Regions from separate parts of the Homo sapiens genome. Here region 2 is linked to region 1. Evidence: chromatin loops called from intact Hi-C (ENCODE). Cell type or tissue: A673. All regions are shown on one strand.

Evidence for each region. Hi-C counts contacts between places; a loop is a spot of excess contacts. Peaks named below come from ENCODE experiments on the same cell type or tissue, not always from the same donor. Only the 100,000 strongest peaks of a DNase experiment are listed, where the experiment ranks them.
Region 2: it touches region 1 in a loop (9-fold over the local background); 1 of 110 quality-filtered maps calls a loop at or near these places.

The regions. Positions count from the first base shown.
Region 1 is chr1:190,629,101-190,637,100 of GRCh38, forward strand. The region is part of intron 1 of LINC01720 (long intergenic non-protein coding RNA 1720); the gene reads left to right. Among named protein-coding and RNA genes, the nearest start is that of LINC01720, 8.2 kb to the left of the region's middle. In A673, a CTCF peak has its summit at 4,565 (motif pointing right); a DNase peak (open chromatin) is centred at 4,601.
Region 2 is chr1:190,820,238-190,828,237 of GRCh38, forward strand. No RefSeq gene overlaps it. Among named protein-coding and RNA genes, the nearest start is that of LINC01720, 200 kb to the left of the region's middle. RefSeq lists a silencer at 3,809-4,009. In A673, no CTCF peak of the experiment used is centred here; DNase peaks (open chromatin) are centred at 3,254 and 5,314; H3K27ac peaks cover 3,471 bases.

The DNA of each region.
Region 1 (8,000 bases):
AATGAAGAATTTACTCAATGTTTTATTTCACATTCATAGTTTGAGATCTTAGATTAAGTCTTTAAACTATTTTAATTAGACTTTTGGATATGGTGAGAAACAGGAATTTAGTTTCATTCTTCTGCATATATATATCAATTTTTTTCCAGGGGCATTTATTGAAGACATCGTCGTTTTCCCATTGTATATTCCTGACACCATTGTCTAAAATGAGTTCACTGTAGATGTATGGATTTGTTTCTGGGTATTGTTTCCTGTTGCATTGCTCTATGTGTCTGTTTTTATGCCAGTACCATGCTGTATTGGTTACTATAGCTCCGTAGTGTAATTTGAAGTAAGATAATGTGATTTCTCCAGTTCTGTTGCTTTTGCCCAGTATAACTTTGGTTATTCTGGGTCTTTTATGCTTCCACATAAATTTTACAATGTTATTTCTACTTTATTGAAGAATGTCATTGGTATTCTGATAGGGATTAAAGTGAATCTGTAGATTGCTTGGGTGGTATGGACATTTTTAACAATATTGATTCTTTCAATCCATGAACATAGAATACCTCTCCATTTTTTTGTGTGTGTGTTCACTTTAACTTCTCTCACCAATGTTTCAGTTTTCACTGTAGGAATCTTTAAGTTGTTTGATTAAGTTAATCTCTAGGTATTTAATTGTATTTTCAGATATTATAAATGCTATTACTTTCTTGATTTCCTTCTCAGATTATTTTCTGTTGGCATGTAGAAATGCTACTGACTTTATATGTTAATTTTGTATCCTTCAACCTTACTGAATTTGCTTATCAGTTCTAATAGTTTTTTCGTGGATTATTTAGGTTTTTCCAAGTATAAAATCATGTAATCTGAAAACAAGGATACTTTGATTTTTCCTTTTCAATTGGGATGCCCTTTATCTCTTTCTTTTATGTGATTGCTCTGTCTAGAACTTTCAATGCTATGTTGAATAACAGTGATAAAAGTGGACATCGTTGTCATGTTTCAAATCTTAGAAGAAAGCCTTTCAGTTTTTCCTCATTCAGTATGATACTAGCTTTGGGTCTGTCAGGTATGGCTTTTATTATGCTGATGTATGTTCATTCTTTACCCAGGTTTTTTTACAGTTTTTTTAAATATATATTCTTATTATACTTTAAGTTCTAGAGTTTTTATCATGACAGGGTGTTGAATTTTATCAAATAATTTTTCAACATCAATTAAAATGATCATATTGTTTTCTGTCCTTTATTCTGTTGATATAGTATATCACACTGATTGATACGCCTATGTTGAACCATCCTTGCATCCTTGGGATAATTCCAACTTGGTCATGATGAAGAATCTTTTAATATATTTTTGAATTTTCTTTGCTAGTATTTTGTTAAGGATTTTTGCATAAATGTTCAACAGAGATATTGGCCTGTAGTTTTTTGTTTTATGTGTCTTTGTCTAGTTTTGATATCAGGGTAATACTGGCCTCATAGAATGGGTTTGAAAGTATTCCTTCTGCCTCTGTTTTTTGGAATAGTTTGTGTAGGATTGGCATATGTTATTTAAATATTTGATAAAATTCAGCAGTGAAACCACTGGGTCCTTGACTTTTATTTGCTAGAGTCATTTTATTATGGATTTGATCTCATTACTTGTCATTGGTTTGTTCAGGTTTGAATTTCTTCACAGTTCACTTGTATGTGTCGAGGAATTTATCCATTTCCTCTTTAGAGACTAATATGAGCAACGGTATGCCAATTTATTGGCATATAGTGTAGCCTCTAATGATCACTTGAAATTTTGCACTAACAGCACTAATGTCTCTGTTTTCATCTCTTATGTTATTTATTTGGGTCTTCTCTCTCTCTCTCTCTCTCATTTATTTTCTTCTTAAAAAAAGAGTTTTCAATTAGTCGACCTTTTGTATTTTTCTTTGTTTCAATGTTATTTATGTCCACTTTGTTCTTTATTATTTCTTTTCTTCAACTAGCTTGGCATTTCGTTTGCTCTTGCTTTTCTGGTTCTTTCAGATGAACGTTAGGTTGGCTATTAGGTTTTTTCTTTTTTCTTTTTTTTTTTTTTTTTTTGATGTGGGCACTTATAAACTTCCCTCTTTCTACTGCTTTTGTGGTATCCCATGTATTTTGGTACATGGTGTTTTCATTATAATATTTTTTCAACATTTAAAAAAATGTTATTCTTAATCTGTTCATTGACCCACTGGTCATTTAGGTTTATATCATTTAATTTTCTTGTGTTTTATAGTTTCCAAAATTTTTCTTGTTGTTAATTTCTAGTTTTATTCCATTGTGGTCAAAGAAAATACTTGATGTTATTTCAATATTTTTGAATATTTTAAGACTTGCTTTATGGTTGAACATATCACCTATCATTGAAAATTAGCCATGTGATGAGGAGAAGAATGTTTATTCTGTAGCCATTTGATGAAATATTCTGTAAATATCTACTAAGTCCATTTGGCCTACAGTGCACGTTAAGTCTGATGATTTTCTGTCCAGATGATCTGTCCGATACTGAAAGCGGGATGTTGAAGTCTCCAGATATTATTGTATTTGGGTCTTTCTCTCTCTTTAGCTCTAATGATATTTGCTTTGTATGCCTAGGTGTTCCAAGTGTTGGTTGCACATACATTTACAATTGTTATATCATCTTGTTGTATTGATCCCTTTATCATTATATAATAGCCTTGATAGTTTTTATCTTGAAATCTATATTGTTCATTATAAGCATAGCTATTCCTGCTCCTTTTTGGTTTCTAATTGCATAGAATATCTTTTTTTCCATCCCATTATTTTCAGTCTGTGTGTCCTTACAGGTGAAGTGTGTTTCTTGAGGCAACAGATAAATGGTTCTTTTTTCGTTGTTGTGGTTCATTTTGCCACCCACTCTATGTCTTTTGATTGGAGGATTCAATCCATTTAAATTCAATGTTACTTTGGATAAGTAAGGACTTACTCCTTTTATTTTCTTCTTTGCTTTCTGGTTGTTTTCTGGTCTTCTTTCTCTCCCTTATTTTCTTCCTTCCTGTCTTTCTTTTAGTAAAGGTAATTTTTTTTCAGGTGTTATGTTTTAATTTATTTATATTATTTTTTGTATCCGTTGTATGTTTTTTTCTTTATTTGAGGTCACCATGAGGCTTGCAAATACTATTTTATAACCCATTATTCAAACTGATGACAAGTCAACACTGATTGCATAAATAAACAAACAAGCAAAATGAAAGCAAATAAAAACTCCATATTTTAAACTCATCTCCCCGCATTTTAGCATTTTGTTGTTTCTTTTTATGTCTTACTGTGCTGTCTTAAAAAGTTGTTGTATTAATAGTTAATGTTTTTGATTGGTTTATCTTTCATCTTCCTACTCAAGATATGAGTGATTTAAACACCACAATTACTGTATTATAATTTTCTGTATTTTTATCTGCACTTACTATTACCCATGACTTTTATACCTTTAAATAATTTCTTATTGCTCCATCTTGTCTTTCAGACTGAAGAACTCCCTTTAGCATTGTTTTGTAGGACAGGCCTGGTGTTTATGAAATCCCTCAGCTTTTGTTTGTCTGTGAAAGTCTTCATTTCTCCTTCATGTTTGAAGAATTTTTTTTGCCAGATATTCTATTGTAAGGTAAATGGATTATTTTTTCCTTCAGCACTTTAAATGTGTCATGTCACTCTCTTCTGGTCTGTAAAGTTTCCACTGAAAAGTTTCCTGCCAGAAGTACTGGAGCTCCATTCTATATTATTTGTTTTGTTTTGTTTTGTTTCCTTTTGTTGCTTTTAGGATCCTTTCTTTATCTTTGATTTTTGGGAGTTTGATTATTAAATGCCTTGACATAGTCTTCTTTGGGTTAAATCTGCTTGGTGTTCTATAATCTTCTCTTACTTCAATATTGATATTTTTCTCTAGTTTTGGGAAGTTTTATGTTATTATTCCTTTGACTAATCTTTCTACCACCGTTTCTTTCTCTACCTCCACTTTAAGGTCAATAACTACTACATTTGCCCTTTTAAGGCTACGTTTTTAAATCCTGTAGGTGTACTTCATTGTTTCTTGTTCTTTTTTTTTTTTTTTTGTCTCCTTTGATTGTGTATGTTCATAGAGATTGTCTTTAAATTGACTAATTCTTCCTCCTGCTTGATCAATTCTCCTATTAAGAGACCCTGTATGTTCATCACATTTCTCGACTCCAGAATTTCCACTTGACTCTTTCTAATTATTTAAATCCCTTTGTTAAATTTATCAGATAAAATTCTCAATTCCTCCTCTGTGTTTTCTTGAATTTCTTTGCATTTCCTCAAAACAGCTATTTGAATTATCTATCTGAAAGGTAACATATCTCTGCTTTCCGGGATTGGTCCGTTGTGCCTTATTTAATTCATTTGGTAAGATTATCTTTTTCTGGATGGTGTTCATGGTTGTGGATTTTTGCTGGTGGCTGGGTATTGAAGAGTTAGGCATTTACTGTAGTCTTCACAGTCTTGGCTTGTTTGTACCCTTCCTTCTTAGGAAGGCTTTGCAGGTATTTGAAGGGACTTGGGTGTTGTGATCTAAGTTTTTGGTCACTGCAGCTGTATCTACAGTAGAGGGCACCTCAAGCCCATTAATGTAGTTCTTGCAGACTTGTAGAGGTACTACCTTGGTGGTCTTGGATACAATCTGGCAGAATTCTCTGGATAACCAGGCAGAGGCTCTTGTTCTATTTCCTTACTTTCTCCCCCTAAATGGAAACTCTCTCTGTGTGTGCCAACCTGCCTGGAGCTGGGTGTGGGGTGACAAAATTACCCCTGTGACCACCACCACTAGGACTGTGCTGGGTCAGACCTGAGGTCAGTAAAGCACTGAGTCTCGCCCAAAGCCCGTTGTAACCACCGTTTGGCTACTAGCTGTGTTTGCTGAAGACCCTAGGGCTGTATGATCAGCTGGTAGCAAAAGCTATTCAGAAGTCTTTATGTCCTTCCCTCATGGCAGAAAGTGCCATGGACTTGGGGTCCTGGGCAAATCCAGAGATGCTCTCTGAGAGCCAGTACCTGAAGTCAGATACCCAAAAAAAACACATGATGTGTTATTTCACTGCAGCTAAGCTGACATCAAAATCACAAGACAAAGTTCTTCCAACTCTTCTCTCCCATTTCCTCAGGCAGTGAAGTCTCCGCTTGTGTCTATCACCACTTCAGGCCCATGTGGACTACTGCCAAGGTACTGCTGATGTTTGCTTAGGGCCCAAGGTCTCTTCAGTCAGGTTGTGGTGAATGTTGCTAGGCCTGCTATCACTGGGCAGAACTCAACCTGTGTTCACAGAGGAAGCATTTATGCCAGCCCTAACCAGCGAGGACTCACCTATCCCAGTGGTTGGAACTTAAGTTTTAGCAAACCTCATTTCCATGAGCTACAGTGCTCTGGGGTTCTAAATAAACTTGAAAGGCTCTCTAGGCCACAAGGACTGCAACTCCTAGGCAAGTTCTAGTGCCGTATTGGGCTTGGAGCCAGTAAACTTGTGGGGCATGTGACCCAGTGACACATTCACTCTTTGGGGCAGTAGGCTAGTCTCTGGCCCAGAGTAGGTTCAGAAATGCTGTCCAAGAGCCAAGGCCTGGAATTGGAGGCCCCAAGAGCCCACTTAGTATTATTTCTCACTGTGGCCAAGCTGGCACCTAAACTGTAAGACAAAGTTCCCTTTATTCTTCCCTCTTATTTTCTCAAGAAGGAGGGGTCTTTCCTAACAGCCACCACAGCTGTGAATATGCTGGGTCACACTTGAAGCCTACACACCTCCGAGTCTCACCCAAGACCCATGGTTTGTACTAACTAATTACAACTGCTGATTATTCAAGACCCAAGAACTCTTCAGTCAGGTGATAAATCCCACCAAGACTGAGTCCTTCCTTTCAAGGCAGTTATGTCCCTTCTGGCTCAGAATGTATCTAGAAACATCATTTGGGAGCTAGAACATGAAATGGGGTCCTAACAACTCTTCCCAGTGCCCTATACTACTGTGGCTGAAGTAATATCCAAGTTGCAAAACAAAGTCCTCTTTACTCTACCTTCTCCTCTCCTCAAGCAGAAGGAAGGGCTGTATTTCAGAGCTGTGTTCTGATTTGCCAGGGTTGGGGGAGTAGTGGTGCAAGCCCTTTTTAAACTGTCACTGCTCACATCTCACTGGGTCACATGCCCCACAAGTTCACCGGCTCCACGCCCAGTATGACACTATGACTTGTCTAGGAATTGCAGTCCTTGTGGCCTAGACAGCCTTTCAAGCTTATTTAGAATCCCAGAGCACTGTAGCTCATGGCAACGAGGTTTGCCAAAACTTACGTTCCAGTTTCTTGGATAGGTTGATCCTCTCTGGTTAGAGCTGGCATAAATGCTCCCTCTGTGGGCTCCCTCCAAATTTTGCCCCATGATAATAGCACTGAGTTCCCGCAATTGCTGAACTCTTTGTCGCCTAAGTGCACAGATTCTGTCTGCATGCTACTGGGCCACTGCTAGAGGATGAGGAAGTTGTGATGTAAGTGCTTCAAGACTGTTTTTCCTACCCTCTTCAGTGCCATGTCCAGCAGTGTGAAGTTAAAACCAGGTATTCTGATTGCTCACCTGATTTTTGGTTCTTATGAAGGTGCTATTTTGTGTAGATAGCTGTCAAATTTGATGTTCCTATGGGGAAGACAATTGGTGGATGCCTCTATTTGGCCACCTTTCTCCCTCCCCTCCGTCTCTATCATATTCTTTCAGTATCTGAAATAAAAATACTTGCTGATATATAGTTAGAAGACACATTCTGTTTCTCTGCCAGTGTAAATGGTCTGCTTTATTTTCTAGTCCATCATTTGTAATTTTCTGAGACAGGAATTAGAATAATTTCCTTTGCATACACAGTCATAAATTAGAAATTATACAAATGATTTTCATTTATTTTACTTTTAAATATTTGTTTTACATGTGTTTAACAAGAGGAGAAAATGTTCTTATACACAGATGCATGGCAAGGCATATGTCAGAAGATCTAAAAGTATTTTATTTTTATGGTTTAATACAAATATTTTAAAATGTCTTTGTTAGACATTTCATGTTTGAAAGAAATCCACTAGTTTTGCAGATCCCTTTTACTAACTATAAAATAATCAGAACAGAAAAGTAAACTTTTTTCTCAATATTTTATTTGAAATTTATAATAAATATGAAACTGCTCTTAGTAATTCTAATTAATGTATCTTTCTATTGGTTATATCATAAACCATATATTTGCAAACAATACCACTTCAAACTCAACTTAATCACACTCCATAATAATTACCATAGACAATAGTCATTTTAATATTCTACTAGAACTGTATTATCATTTGCACAACCTACTCACATAATAATTATTTGAAAGTAAATAACTATGAAATTCTAAAACATCTTCAATGACCTTAATTATTTTATTACAAGTTATAATCTTATGATACAAAGATCTAATGGTTTACCTTTGCCTTACTCATGAAAATAATGAAACAAACTATTTTTATTATACATATGAAAGTATTAATTTGATATTTAAAATAAAATCTAATGGTTTACCTTTGCCTTACTCATGAAAATAATTAAACAAACTATTTTGATTATACATATTAAAGTATTAATTTGATATTTAAAATACATCTAATATTAATATATTATGCAGTATGTCCATTTTTTTTAAATGCTACTATATGTGATATTTGCCTCAGAGGTAAAGAATAGAACATATTAAATTAATGTCTTGACCCATAATTTATCACAAACTCCATATGTCAAGTATATAGTGTACCTTATTTTTATTAAGTCAAAATTGATTTAATTGAACTATGTCTTTTTATTTGTAGCCAATTATCATTCAGTCAAATAATTTTGCTTAAAAATTACTAGTATAACTACTCGGGTATATAAGAATTAATTTTCTTTACATCAAGAGTAAGGCTTGTCAATATGAGTTGGAAGCACGGATAGGCTTCTTAATAATTTTTAACACAGATTTG
Region 2 (8,000 bases), 190 kb after region 1:
AATCTTAAAATGTGTATGGAACCACAAAAGACCGAGAATATCCAAAGCCATCCTGAGCAAAAAGAACAAAACTGGAGGATTCACATTTTCTAATTTCAAATTATACTACAGAGCTGTAGTAACCAGCATGATACTGGCATAAAAACAGACACACAGAGCAATGGAACAGAAAAGAGGACACGGAAATAAATTCACACATCTACAGTGAACTCATTTTTTCACAAGGATGCCAAGAACATATATTGGGGAAATGATAGTTTCTTTAATAAATTGTGCTACGAAACTGGATATCTATATGCAGAAGAATAAAACTACACCCCTCATTATATACAACTGTCAAACCAAAATAGATTGAAGATTTAAATCGAAGACCTCAAACTATAGAACTTCTAAAAGAAAACATTGGAGAAACTCTCCAGGACATTGGTCTAAGCACAGGCAACCACAACAAAAATGGGCAAATAGGATCACATGAAGTTAAAAATCTTCTGCAGGGTGAGGAAAACAATCAAAAACCCACAGAATAGGAAAAAAATATTTTCAATCTATTCATTTGACAAGAGATTAATAACCAGGATATATAATGTTCTCAAACAATTCTATAGGAAAAAATCTAATAATCTTATTTAAAAATTGGCAAAATATCTGAATAGACATTTCTCAAAAGAAGACATATGAATGGCAACAGGTATATGAAAAAATGCTTGATATCATTGTTCATCACAGAAATGAGAATCAAAACTACAATCATCTTACCCGAGTTAAAATGACATTTTTTTTTTCCAAAGGACAGGCAATAATGAATACTGGTGAGGTTTTTGAGAAAGGGAACTCTCATACACTGTTGGTGAGAATGTAAATTACATGTGCAATCATGTAAATGTAATGTAATGTACAATGTAAAAACAATGTACAACCACTGTGGAGAACAGTTTGAAGTTTCCTCAAAAAATGAAAATAGAACCATCATATGATCCAGCAATTCCACTTCTGGGTATGTACCCAAAATAAAGAAAATAAGTATATCAAAAATAGATCTACATTCCCATGTTTATTGTAGCACTATTCACAATATCCAATATTTGGAAGCAAGCTAAGTGTCCATCAGCAGAGAAATGGATAAAGAAAATATGGTACGTATACACAGCAGATACTATTCAGCTCTAAAAATGAATGAGATCCTGTCATTTGGAACATGGATGGAACTGGAGGACGTTATGTTAAGTACAATAAGCCAGGCACAGAAAGACAAACCTCACGTGTCCTCACTTATTTGTGGAACCTAAAAAAAGAAAAGTGAAACAATTGAACTTATGGATATAGAGTAGAATGATACTTTCCAGAGGCTGGGAAGGTTAGCTGGAGGGTGGAAGGGGATATAAGGATGGTTAATTGGTACAAAAATCTAGTTAGATAGAACAAATAATATCTAGTATTTGATAGCACAAGAGGGTGACTACAGCCAATAATAATTTATCGTATATTTTAAAATAACCTAAAAGAGTATTATTTGATTGTTTTTAGGACCTAGAAAGAATAAAGGCTTTGTTGATAGATACCCCATTTACCCTGATGTGATTAGTGTGCATTGCATTTCTGTATAAAATATCTTATGTATCTCATAAATATATATACCTACCATGTACCCATATACATTAAAAATAAAAATTAATTTTAAAAATGCAAAAAAGAAATATTACTGAAATGCATAGTTACACATATTTTGAAATTAAAAAACAAAGTTCTGAATAGCAAATGAGTCAAAAGGTAAGTCACAAAAAATATTTTCAAACAGTTTGAATTTACCAAAAAATAAAAATTTAACTTACCTAAATTTGAGAGTTGCAACAAAAGCACTTAGTTAGAAATTTATAGCGTCGAATGCATAAACTCCATTAGAAAAGAAAAAATATCTCCAATCAATAATACAAACTTTGCTTTAGGAATTTAGAGAAAATGGAGAAAAGTAACCTTCAATTAAGCAGCAGAAAATAAATATAAATAATATTAGAGGTAAACAAAAATTGTATTTAATTTTTTATTAAATAACAAAACAGAAATATAACAAATAAATTTTTGAAGCTATTATATGTTTATTAAGATTAAGAAAAGCAACTGCTAGCAAAAGTAACCAAATTAAAAACAAAAATAAAACAGAAAACACACATCAATTTCATAAATGAAAGGTAGGTTATCACTATTGATGTATTAAAGGAATCGTCATATTAAGAGAATTACCACACACAACTTAGTCCACTCAAATCTGATTATTTTAATAAAAGGTACACCTTTCTTGGAAGAAAAAAATCACAAAAATTCACACAAGAAAAAATAGGTAATCTGAATTGATTTATTAATATTATAGAAAATTATTCCATAATTAAAAACATTTTAAGAAAGGAAGCACCTGATTCAGATTATTTGACTGTTGAATTTTACCTACACTAAATGAAGAAGTGATAACAATTCTTCACAATCTCTTCCAGAAAAAGAAAATAGAGGAAATGCTTACTAACTGATTCTTAAAGTCAATATTATTATAATATCCAAATCAGGTAAAGATATTATTAAAAGAAACAATTGGCCTGTATTTCTCATTAATACTGATGCAAGGATGCTTAATAATGTATTAGCAAGTTGAATTCAACAGTATATAAAAAGAGTTATACAAAAAAAACTGAGTGTGATTTCTTTCTGATATGTAGTATTAGTTCCATATTTAAAAATCAGTGTAATCCACCACTGATGAACATAACAAAGAAGAATAATCATATGACAATACCAATTGACAGAGGAAAAAAATGTCAAATCCAACACCCAATCACGCAAAACAAACAAGCAAAGAAACAAAACTCTCAGTAAACTGAGTAGAGAGAAGATTTCTCAGCTTCATAAAGATCATGAGCCCAGACATGGTGACTCATGCCTCTAACCCCAGCATGGGATTGGGAGGACAAGGTGGGTGGATCACCTGAGGTCAGGAGTTTGAGACCAGCCTGGCCAACATGGTGAAATCCCGTGGCTGCTAAAAATACAAAAATTAGCTGGGTGTGGTGGCACACACCTGTAATCCCAGCTACTCAGGATGCTGAGGCACAACAATAATTTGAACCTGGGAGGTGGAGGTGGCAGTGAGCCGAGATCACACCACTTTAGCCTAGACAACAGTGTGAGACTCTGAAGAAAAAGAAAGAAAAGAAAGAGAGAAGGAAGGAAGGAAGGAAGGAAGGAAGGAAGGAAGGAAGGAAGGAAGGAAGCTCAATAATATTCTGGAAGTCCTACATAGTACAATATAAGAAAAAAATAAAGGTTACATATTAGAAAGCAAGAAAAAATTACTTGCATTGTTTGCGGACAACATGAACGTCAATGAGGAAAGCCCCAAAGAAATGACAATAAGAAATTCTGGAATGATTAACTGAGTATAGCAAGATCACAGGGTACAGGATTTAAATATAAAAGTCAATTGCTTTTGTATATGCCAGTAATGAATAATTATAATTTGATATTTAAAAATACAATAGCACACGCAAAAAAGGAAATGGGTATAAGTCTTTCAAAATATGTACAGCATATACATGTAGAAAACTATAAAGCTCTAATAAAAGCAATACACAAAAATCTAAATAAACAGAGAGATAATAATTTATTTATGGATCAGAATACCCAATGTTGTTAAGATATCAACTCTTACCAATTATACATATGTTCAACAAAATCTCTCTCTAAATCCCATCAAATTGTACTTTTCTTGGTGTAGACATACTGATTCTAAAGGTTATAAGACAAGTCAAAAAACCTAGAATAATCAATACTACTTCGCTTAAGAAGAACAAAGTTAGAAGACACACTCTACCCAATCTCAAGGCATACCACAAAGCTAAGGCAAACAAGACAGCATGGTTCTCGTGAAAAGATAGATACCTAAAGCATTAAGACAGGAAAAAATGTTGAGATACAGCCCCACAGAAATACAGTCACCTGACAAAAAGGAAAGGCATTTCAATAAAAGAAGACTGATCATTTCACCAAATGGCATTGGAATAATTGGGTGTCCTTATGCAAAACAAAACAGAGAAGCAAAAAACTAGAAAAAGACCTTATACTTTTCACTAAAATTAACTCATAATAGATTGTCAGATTAAATGTAAAACATAAAATTTAAAAAAAAATTGTAGAAGAAAATGTTGGTGATCTTAGATTTGTATGAGCTTTTAAGTATATTTCTAGATGAATAACCCATGGCAGAAAAAACAAAGTGATAAACTAGATATTACTAAGTTAAAAACTACTGCTCATAACAGCATCTTAGTAGCAAAGGATACTGTTTAAAAAATTTAAAGTACAGACTCATAAGCTTTTTTCAAAACGAATATCCCATAAAGGACTTGAATAAAAAATATACAAAAAATATTGTAAAACTCAACAATTAGAAAACAAGCAACCCAATTTAAAAATGGGCAAAAGATCTAAATAGACACTTCAGCTTACATAAACAAATAGAAAATAAACATACAAAGTCATACTCAATGTCACTTGTCATTAGGGAATTGCACGTTAAAACTCTAGTGAAAGTTCAGTATATGCCTGTTAGAATGGTTTAAATAATAAAATAACACACTGACAATACCAATCTTTGGCAAGAATGTAGAACTACAGGGATTCTCATTCATTGCTGGTGGAGATGCAAAATGGTACCATAACCTTGGACAACAGTTTAGCACTGTCTTCTAAAGCAAAACATGTTCTTACCACACAATTCAATATTCATGTTCCTAGGTATGTATCCAACTGATTTTTAAAAATTTATGTCTATGTAAAACCTGCATGCAAATGTGTATAGATGCTTTATTAATGGTATCCAAAAACTGGAAGTAACAAAGATAGCCTTCAATATGTTAATGGACAAACAAACTGTGGCACAGCCATAAAATAAAATGTTATTCTGCAGTAAAAAAAAATAATGAGTCTCAAGCCACAAAAAGACATGGATGAACCTTAAATGCACATTGCTAAATGAAAGACTCCAGTTTAAAAGGGATGTTAATTGTACCATTCCAATGATGTAACATTCTAGAATAGGCAGGCTGTGGCAATGGTAAAAATATCAGTGGTAACCAGGAATGAAGCAGAAAAGAGAAGGTTGAGAAGCACAGGGAAACTTTTAAGAAAGCAAAACTATTCTTTATGGTACTATAATGGTGGATACAATATATTATGCGTTTGTTAAAACCCATAGTACATTACAGGTTAAAGATTGAGCTTTAATTATGCAAATTTTAAAGTCAGGAAGTTGAATATCCCAGAAAGGAATGTAGACTGTGACAAGAAAATATATGTGTATTACAAATTTATGAAACTACTGATCTCTAAGTAACTGGAAATAAGTGGAGTCTGTAAAACTTTAGGATAAAAGGAAACCTGAACAGAAGTATGATACTCTAGGTAATCAAGTTGCTTCCCAGGAGATTTCAGCCTAACAATTCTGAGGCTGCCAAAACTGCATACTGGAATGGAACAATGAAGTAAATGAATGTCAAGTGAAACAGCTAAAATAATTCACATAGTAATGGATTACTTGGAGACCACAGAATAAACTTATGTTTAGCTTAATATGAATAGAGATGCTTACATATAAAACTATTTGTTGATATATGCATATGCACGAGTTCATATACCCACAAACAGTTCCTTTTTCTTTCGACTGAGAAGATATAAGAATACTCCAAAAACAATGAACACAATAGCACCCAGTTCTTGGTTTCTAATACCATTTTCTAATAAAAGGAAATAGGGCTCCTTAGAGAAATGGCTGATTATAAGACAGCACTGGAAATATATAAGATGAAACTAGAGCACCTTGTAGTACCAGAATGTAAGAAAATGATAAATAAAATACCCATATTAATAAGGTTATGTCACAAAGACACAGGAACCAATTGAAAACTCACCCAATGGTTAACAATAGAACAATCTGAGCAATGACAACAACAAATTAAAATTGTGGAGAAAAGAGAACTCTCATACACTGTTGGTGAGAATGTAAATTAGTATAATCTTTACGGTAAACAGCATGAAGATTTCTCAAAGGACTAAAAATAGAATTAGCATTTGATCTAGCCATCACACTACTGGGTATCTACTCAAAGGAAAAGAAACTGCTATATAAAAACGGTATTTGCACGCATATGTTTATCACAGCACTATTCACAATAGTGGAGATATAAAATCACCCTAAATTGCCATCAACAAACGGTTGGCTGAAGAAACGTGATACATATGCACAAGGGAATAGTATTTGGCCATAAAAAAGGATGAAATCATGTGTTTTGCAGCAACATGGATAGAACTGGAGGTTATCTTATGTGACAAAAGTCAGAAAGATTAATACTGCATGTTCTCACTTATAAGAGAAAGCTAAATAATGTGTACGCTTGGATATAGAGTGTGGAACAATAGACTATGGAGATTCAGAAGGGTGAGGGAGTGAGAGTGGTGTGGATGAAGAGAAATTACTAATGGGTAAGAAGTACATTATTTGGGCAATGGATAGCCTAAAAACCCTGGCTTCACCACTATTCAAACTACATATGTAACAAAATTGCACTTGTGCCCCTAAAATTATACAAATTAAGATATAATTTTAAAATAGTATTAGATTTGTATCCCAAAGAGTAAAATAAATAATCATGAATTCATACTTATATAAATAAATGATTGAGTAAATATATAAATGCGGAAGACACAAGTCTTCTGTGTAGAGGAATTCCAAACAAGAGGAAATTTCACCCTTAAGGAGCTGGTGCATAATTGCATGCTCCTTCGTGTGGGCTGCAATCAGTGTCTTTCTTCCAGAAAGTACAATTTGTAAATGTGAACAGAAAGAATAACTCTACAGTGGAGAAACCTGACAAACCCAGCCTCCACAAGGCAATCAAAATACCAACAGTGAAAAGTCACTGATATGTCTACAAAATACCGGTCTTGTACTCAAAATTGTCAAAGCTATCAAAGTGAAAGAAAACCTGGAGAACCTGTCACAGCCAAACAGAGCCTGAGGAGTTATGATGACTAAATTTAATGTGGTATCTAGGATAGGACCCTGAAACAGGAAATGAACATCAGCTTTAAACTATGGAATAAAACTGAAAAAATCTGAATAATGTATGAATTTTAGCTGAGAAAAATTCATTGATGTTTCACTAATTGTTTCAAATCAACCATACTAAAGTAAGATGTAATGTAAGATAATATTGCAGAGACTGGATGCAGTGTGTATGATAACTGTGTATTCAGTGTGATATTTTGGTACATATTAATATATTCAGTGTGAAATGATCATGTCAGGGAATTAGCATATCACCTAAAGCATTTATCATTTCTTTGTATTGGGAACATTCAAAATCCTCTCTTCTAGCTACTTGAAAATGCATAATGAATTATTGTTAAGTATACTCATCCTACAGTGCTATAAAACACTAGAACTTATTCCTCTTATCTAGCTGTAGTTCGTGTATGTTAACCAATCTGTTCCTATCCCTCCTCCTCCTACTACTCTTCCCAGCCTCTAGTAGCCGCTTCTATGAGATTAACTTTTTAAACTTCCACATGAATGAGAAAATTTGGTATCTATTTTTCCATGGCTGACTTATTTTTCCTAACATAGTGTCCTCCAGGTTCATTGACATTGCCTCAAATGACAGAATTTCGTTCTTTTTGTGGCTGAGTAATATTCCATTGTGCATATATATTACATTTCCTTTATTCATCTCTTGATAGATATATAGATTGAGTCCATATCTTGCCTATCATGCATACTGCTGCAATAAACATGGGGGTGCAGATATTTCTTCGACATAATAATTTAATTCCTTTTGAATATGTACCCAGTACTGGGTAATGGGATTGTTGGATAATATGGTAGTTCTACTTTAAAATTTTGAAGGAAACTTCATACTGTGTTCTATAATGACTGTATTAGTTTACATTTCAAGCACAGT